2 separate regions of the Homo sapiens genome follow, and region 2 is linked to region 1. A link is an interaction called in ENCODE POLR2A ChIA-PET data of the cell type or tissue named here. Cell type or tissue: Panc1. All regions are shown on one strand.

Evidence for each region. ChIA-PET counts read pairs that join two places held together with the same protein. Peaks named below come from ENCODE experiments on the same cell type or tissue, not always from the same donor. Only the 100,000 strongest peaks of a DNase experiment are listed, where the experiment ranks them.
Region 2: POLR2A ChIA-PET joins it to region 1 with 8 read pairs; 2 of 35 experiments call an interaction of 5 or more read pairs at or near these places.

The regions. Positions count from the first base shown.
Region 1 is chr4:174,882,602-174,886,601 of GRCh38, reverse strand. No RefSeq gene overlaps it. Among named protein-coding and RNA genes, the nearest start is that of ADAM29, 34 kb to the left of the region's middle. In Panc1, no CTCF peak of the experiment used is centred here; no DNase peak of the experiment used is centred here.
Region 2 is chr4:175,033,804-175,037,803 of GRCh38, reverse strand. It overlaps LOC105377552 (a long non-coding RNA gene), which reads right to left. Exons shown (of 3, transcript XR_939495.3): 3 at 3,743-3,809. Among named protein-coding and RNA genes, the nearest start is that of ADAM29, 120 kb to the right of the region's middle. In Panc1, no CTCF peak of the experiment used is centred here; a DNase peak (open chromatin) is centred at 1,604.

The sequences.
Region 1 (4,000 bases):
AATTTCCAGGTTTAAATAGTTTAACTGAATAATTGTATCAACTCTTTAAAGAATTAACAGCAATTTTATACATATCTTCCAGAAAAAATGAAAGAGGAAGGAACATTTTCAAACTAATTTGATGAGCCAGTATTATTCTGATACCAAAGCCAGAAAAAGGCAGTACAAAAAAAGAAAACTACATGCCAATACATTTCATGAGGTTAGATGGAAACATTCTCCACAAAATATTAGCAACAAAAATTCAACAGTGTAAAAATGAATTATACACCATGACTAAGTGGGATTTACCAGGTATGCAAGGCTGGTTCAGCATTTAAAAATCAATTATAATCCAAAAAGCTAAAGGAAAAAATTCCTATGCTCATCTCAACTGATGTAGAAAAAGCATTTGACAAAATCCAATACTCATTCATAATGAAAACTCTCAACAAGTTAGGTAACATATCTCAACTTGATAAAGAGAATGTATACAAATATCTATAGTGAATATAATAATTAAAACTGCATGCTTTTTCCCTAAGATAGAAACCAAGAAGTGATATTATCTCTCACTGCTCTTATTTGGCATAGATGTTGTAGTCACTGGAATAGGCAGGACGTAGAAATAAAAGGCATACTTATTGAAAAGAGAAAAAATAAAACTTTCTATTTGCAGATAACAAGATTATCTACATAGACTATCCCAAAGTATCTTCCAAATCTAAAAAAAAAAACCTTCTATAACTAATACATGAGTCTAGCAAGGTCACAAAATATAAGATCAACACACAAAGATCAATCATATCTCTCTATATTAACAATGAACATAGGCAAAAATGAAAACCACAATACTATTTACAACTGCTCTAAAAGTGAACTTGATAGATATATAATTAATAAAACATGTAGAAGATCTGTATGCCAAAAATTATAATACATTGATAAATTAATAAAGAAATTTAAACAAAGGGAGAGACATACCATGTTTATGGATTGAAAGACTCAACATAATAAGGATGTCAATTCTTCTCAAATTGATTTATAGGTATAATGCAATTCTTAACAAAGTCCCAGCAATATTTTCTTTTTTAAGACATAGAAAAGCTTATTCTAAAATTTATTTGGAAAGTCATAGGCCCTCAAATGCAATTTTGACAAAGAAGAATGAAATGGGAAGAATAACTCTCCCCAATATTAAAGCTTCCTATATAGCTACAGTAAGCAAGATAGTGTGGAGTGGGAAGAAAGAGACCTATTGAACAACAGAAGAGAAAAGAGAATGAAAAAAATAGACTCATACAAAAATGCCTAAGTGATTTGTCACAAAGGAGCAACAGCAATTCAGTGAAGAAAGAATAGCTCTTTTAATAAATAGTGCTGGAGAAATTTGACATACATAGGCAAAAATTTTTTTAAAAAGAAAATTTGACTTAAATCTCATCTATTATTCAAAACTAACAAAATGGATTACAGTCTTAAAAGTAAAACATAAAACGATAAGCTTTTTTTGAAAAAAATTAAAGAAAGTAATTGAGATCTAGAGCTAGGCAAAGAATTGTTACACTTGACACCAAAAGTATGATTCGTAAAATAAAAGCAAATAAATTGGACTTCATCAAACTTGAAGACTTTTGTTCTTGAAAGCCCATCTGAAGATGAAAAGAAAACAGCTACAGTCCAGGAGATAATATTTACAAATCACATATCGGACAGAAAACCTATTATTTAGAATATGGAAAGACCTCTCAAAACCCAATGGTGAAAACATGAACAATATACCTTAAAAAGACAATGGGCTTCAAATATGAGCAGATATTTCACTGAAGAGGACATACAGGTGGAAAATAAGCACATGAAAAGATGATCAGTGTTTTGACATTGTTTGCCATTAGAGAAATGCAAATGAAAACCACAAGTGAGATATTGCAACACACCTATCCGATTATCTATTTATCACTGAATGAATTAAAAAATAGTGATAACACAAGTTGGTAAGGCTGAGAAACTGTATTACTCACACACTGCTGGAAGAAATGTAAAATGATATAACCACTCTGGAAGACAGTTGGGCAGGGCTATAAAATAAAATTAAACAAGCAATTACCATATGATCCAGCAATTGTTCTCTTGGGCTTTTTCTCCAGAAATGAAAAATGTCTATTTACATGAAAACCTGTCCATACATTTAATAGCTGCTTTATCTGTAATAGCCAAACACTGAAATCAACTCAGATGTCCTTCAACAAGAGAATGGTTAAAAAACTCTGGTACATACATTCTAGGGAATACTACTCAGTCACAAAAAGTATACACACAACTTGCATGACTCTCCAGGGAATTATGCTGATTGAAAAAGCCAATCCACAATGCTAACAATAGACACTGGGGACTGCTTGAGAGGGGAGGTGTGGAGGGGCACAAGAGTTGAAAAAGTGTTGGGTATTATACTCCATAGCTGGTTAATGGGATCATTTGTGCTCCAAACCGCAGCATCATGCAGCAAACCCAAGTAACAAACTTGCACATGCGCCCCCTGATTCTAAAATAGAAGTTGAAAAAGAAAAAAAAAATGGAGGTTATGGGCACCAACCCTCCACACAGTCAAAAACCCACATATAACTTTTGGCTCCCCCAAAACTTAACTACTAATAATTGCCTTCTGTTTACCAGAAGTCTTACCAATAGAATAATCAATTAAGAACAACAAAAAAGAGCCAATCCACAACATTTACATATGGATGACTCCATTTATACAACGTTTTTGAAATGAATTGGGCAGCAGTGGGTGGAAGCAGAAGGCACGTGGCATGGTTATAAAAGGGCAAAACATAGCATCCTTGTAATGCTAGAACCGTTAAGTATCTTGACTACGGTAATCATATATGAAATGACTCATGAGAAAACTATATTGAATTAAATACATACACCCACAAATGACACAGTAAAATTTGAGAAATCTGAACCAGACAGGTGGATTAAATCAATGACAATATTCAGGTTGTGATATTATAGTGTAGTCTTGCAAAATATTATCATTGGGGATGGGGGAAGACTGAGACATTATTATTATTTTATTCTCTATTATTTTTCTACCATTGCATGTGAATCTACCATTATCTCAATAAAAAGTTAAACTACAAATATCTGTTGAAGTTATCCAAATAAGATTTAAGACATATCTGATAATATGAGCAATTTGGTAGACATCTATCTACTTTGAGGTAAAATTTCTACTTAAAGGAAAAATATGTTTTAGAAATGTAGACGCTGTCTCCAAAATCTTATGCTATTTTCAGCTGTAGCATCTCCCAAAGTATCAATGTTACAAATTTACACAAAGTTCACTTAAAACTTAATTATATATATTTATTTTTCACTTATTTGATTTTGTAAATTAAATTTTACCCTTATTTTTTCAGCCCTTTAAATCAAAGATGACAGTTGTTTGAAAATAAACATTATTATTTAAAGTTTACAAAATTGTTTATAAAATATAATTTTTAAAAAGTTTGAATTGTAGCATTCACATTTTTTAAGTTACTAAAGTTTAAAGCTTAACTTTTGGCAAACACAAATTTCACTACATAACTGTATAAGAATTATGTAAGCCGGGGTATGGTGGCAGGCACCTGTAATCCCAACTACTTGGGAGGCTGAGGCAGGAGAATCGCTCAAATCCAGGAGGTGGAGGTTGCAGTGAACCGAGACCGTGCCATTGCACTCCAGCCTGGGTGATGAGAGTGAAACTCTGTCTCAAAAAAAAAAAAAAAAAAAAAAAAGAATTTCGTAAGCTGAACAATTTGAGATGTCTATGGTGTCACCTATTGTTTCTGTTATTAATCATCAGTTCTTTTCAAGTAGGGCACACACAAGACGAATTTGTTTCCTCACAAATTGATATGGATGGTCTGCTGCTGCAGGCATCATCTTCAACATAATCTTGTCCCTTCTTAAAATGAGTTCTCTATTTATAAGCTGCTGATATCTTTGAGGCATTGTCCCCCTAAACTTTTCATAA
Region 2 (4,000 bases), 150 kb before region 1:
CTTTTCTCTCTCTCTCATTGCTATTATAGTTAATTCTTTGTTGATGAGGTAACAGTTACACTAAACATTTGGATAAATTAAGATTCACATATAATCAGTGTCTTTAAAAATCACTGGAATATTGAAATACAAAAATGTGTTTAATTTGAGGGATTGGTTAAATGCATTGTAGGGGAGAAGTGCTCCAAACCGGAAAGGTTTAAAAACATTTATATTTTCATTTAACAAACATGTACTTATTCTTACAGACTGTACAAGACCCTAAGGAGGTCTTTATATTACTGAAGAGCTACACATGCCTATTTTTAAAAAAATAATATTTTCTTTCAAAATATCCTTTCTGAATTTGAAGTGAGTGGTTTCAATTTAATGTGGCTTTATTTGTTTGTGTACTGGTATGTTCACTGCAATTTCAAATCCTTCAAGAGGTGCTTCTCAGAATCCCTAACAATGGTAATTAAAATAACCAAAGTTCATTTGACTTTTCTTTCTTTAACTTCTTTTCCTCTTATTCACCTGTACATATAGCAGTGATTGGCCATAAGTTGATTTTGTAGAAAAAAAAAAAACCTGAATAGGAAAAATTCTTCTAAAATAATTTTAAAAACTCCTCTAATTTGTGCTGGTTTCCATCTCGATAGGATTGCTTGCTGTGTCAAAGAGAAGGGAACATGCTAGGCAATGCACTACCACATTAAAACTTTTGTTTACATTTTATTAGCTAAACCTTTCAACTGTCATTTAAAAGTCTCATTGGGCAGGGTGTGGTGGCTCAAACATATAATCCCAGAACTTTGGGAGGCCAAGGCAGGCAGATCACTTAAGGCTGGGAGTTCAAGACCAGCCTGGCCAACATGGAGAAACCCATCTCTACTAAAAAATACACACACAAAAAATTAGCCAGGCTTGGTGGCATGTGCCTGCAATCCCAGCTGCTTGGGAGGCTGAGGTATGAGAATCACTTGGACCAGGGAGGTGGAGTTTGCAGTGAGCCAAAGATCATGCCACTGTACTCCAGCCTGGGTGACAGAGTGAGACTCCATCTCAAAATAAGAAATAAAAAAAATGAAAGTCTCATTGGCCAGTCTGATTTGAAGGAAGAACCCAGAGATACAAGTCCTAGATACATTGATTAATGATACTAATTACTACCAGAGGATATCTCTTAAATGATTCAATTGTGCTACAGTTGAGCTTGGTTACAATCTAAAGAAGACAGTACTGGCCAAAGTAGATATAAGCCTGAGATTTTAAATTCATAGTTATTTTCCATTCAAATGACACACTGTTACAGGTTGGGTTCCGGGGGAAGCAGACTCTGAGATCATAGTTGGAATTTAGTGTGCAGGATGTTGATTAAAAGATGTTCTATTGCTGGGCATGGTGTTGTGCAGCTGAAACCCCAGCTCTGGGGAGGCTGAGGTCGCTTGCGTTCGGGAGTTCAAGACTGCAGTGAACTGATTGTGCCACTGCACTCCAGCCATAGTGAGTGTGAGACCCCATCTCTTAAAAAGAACAGAATTGCTCTTGGGCTCAACACCTGAAGATGAAAAAAAAGGAATCATGCCTTAGAAGCAAATCAAGCAACAGCAGTGGCTCAATGACTAATAGAGAAAACCCTCTGCTGACCACACCACAGTACATAAAACTATCTGCTGACCACAGTGCAAGAAGTAAGAAACTAGGGCAAGACCTTCCCTGATGCTATTATACACCTCTTTCTCGTGTTTTGCCTTTGACTAAGAAGGAAACGTAAAACAGTATGACTGTTTTCAGAGGAATCTACATATTTTGTGTGCTTGCATATAAATGTGCATAGCTTAGACCATTCTATAACAAAGTGTGATGATTTGAAGTAAATAGATATGTATCTTAGACTTATAATTTGTAAAGGAATTTAGAAGCAATTAGAATCTTCATTTTTAATAGGTAGAATAGTAAAGATCTTCAGATCACGTCTTTTTTCTCATCTTTGCATAAAATAATATATTCAAGTCAATCTAATTTAATAATATGTATTCTGTGAATACGTGTAATCTACTGATTGTGTCAGAGGTAGTAGCTCTTCTGGCAGGTCAGTTCACTCAGCTCTATGGGACTTATTCCTTACAGCCAGTCTAGAACCAACAAGCTATCCCCTTGCAACAACTGAGACAGTAAAGATGGGGCTCTGCTTCAGCTCACCCCACTGGAGCATTCTTTCATGCATTTCCAGTGATGACAAAACCCACACCATACCACGCTGCTAATAGTCCTTTTAATTAAAAAATTCCAGGAACTGGCCTTAGAGATAACAAAAGTTGGAGAATGTCCCACCTCAGGAAGGAATGCTGAACAGTTCATTTACAGCTTTGTTGCCACTGGCCAGACCATCAGGTCACCAGTTATGGCCAGTCAAGATAACTACGGCAGCCTGATAATGCTGACCTGCATACCCTACCCATCACTTGCTTTGCCCACCCCAGCTTATATACATACTTGACCCCTGATGTCAGTTACCTTGCTTTGACTAATAAAAAAAAGCCCTACCAACTCTCTGTGGAGAGTTGGGGAATTCTCTTTCTTGTACAGCCTCCTTTATGCATGGGTGTAAGCTCCAATGAAGCTTTGTGTGGGAAAACTCTTTTGGCCTCATGTCAATTTCTGTTGCATTGAAAGCCCAAGAATCCATGGTCAGTAAAACAACCATTTTAAGCATTAATTCCTGGTCTTTCCCATAGGAAACTCTCAGTCTACTGAAATCTCTTTTCTCAAACCTCTGCTGACTAAATACTCTGTCAACTCTGTCCAGCTCTTTCTTGTTTTCATGATTTTTCTTTCTTTCTTTCTTTCTTTCTTTCTTTCTTTCTTTTTTTTTTTTTTTTTTTTTGAGTTGATATCTCAGTCTATCTCCCAGGCTGGAATGCAGTGGTGGGATCTCGGCTCACTGCAACCTCTGCCTCCCAGGTTCAAGCAATTCTCCTGCCTCAGCCTCCTGAGTAGCTGGGATTATTGGTGCCTGCCACTGTGCCTGCCTAATTTTTTTATTTTTAGTAGAAACGGGGTTTCACCATCTTGGCCAGGCTGGTCTTGATCTCCTAACCTCATGAACCACCTGCCTTGGCCTTCCAAAGTGCTGGGATTACAAGCGTGAGCCACTTTGCCCAGCCGTTTTCATGATTTTTCTGTGCCCCAAAACCATTTCTTGGGGGAAAAAAATGCAGCTGATTGGTCTTTCACTGCATCTTGAAAGGAAACAAAAGATGGGACAACGTCTCACTATAAGGCAAGATTAGAAGTATCTATGCTGTAATCAGCCATAAAAATGGTTGTTTTTTCTTCAGTATACTTCATTCACTCAGTATTTTTAGCTAAAGGATTCACGCTAGGTTGGAGAACTGCTCATCTAGCCAATTAGTCTCCAAAATAAGACTTTCTGGCATATGACCTATTTTCAGCTGGTCACTTTGACTGCTTTCTGCAAGAAAAACATACATCTATGAAGGAAATCTCTATTTGTAAGGGTGTCTTTATCTCTACAAGCAGAATATGATGAGTACTAAATATTAGCAATGCTCTCAATGGAGAGCACATTGGCTTAAATCTACATAACAAGTCTTACCTTTGTTTAAGGTGCTTTGCTGGCTTAAATCTACATAACAAGTCTTACCTTTGTTTAAGGTGCTTTTCTTGGCGATCTTGTCTTAACTGGGCTTTTTCCTATACTCCTCTTTTTTGCAATAGGCAAATTATGATATTTAGCCTTGAAGTTACAGCTCTGTGCCTTTGAGATGTACATTTTCTACATGATCTTACCTAAGGGCTATTCCCTTTGGAAATGCAAATTTCGAGGTGATGACATAGAAGAAGAGAAAAGAGAGAACAAAATAAAAAAGCACTATTTGGAAACTGATGAATGAAAAATTCTAAGTCATTTTTTTTTCCTTTTCCTTTTTCTTTCTTTCACAAATGTAAGTGAAGCATTTTGACCATCTGGGCAAGGGGTCTTAATTCATCAGCC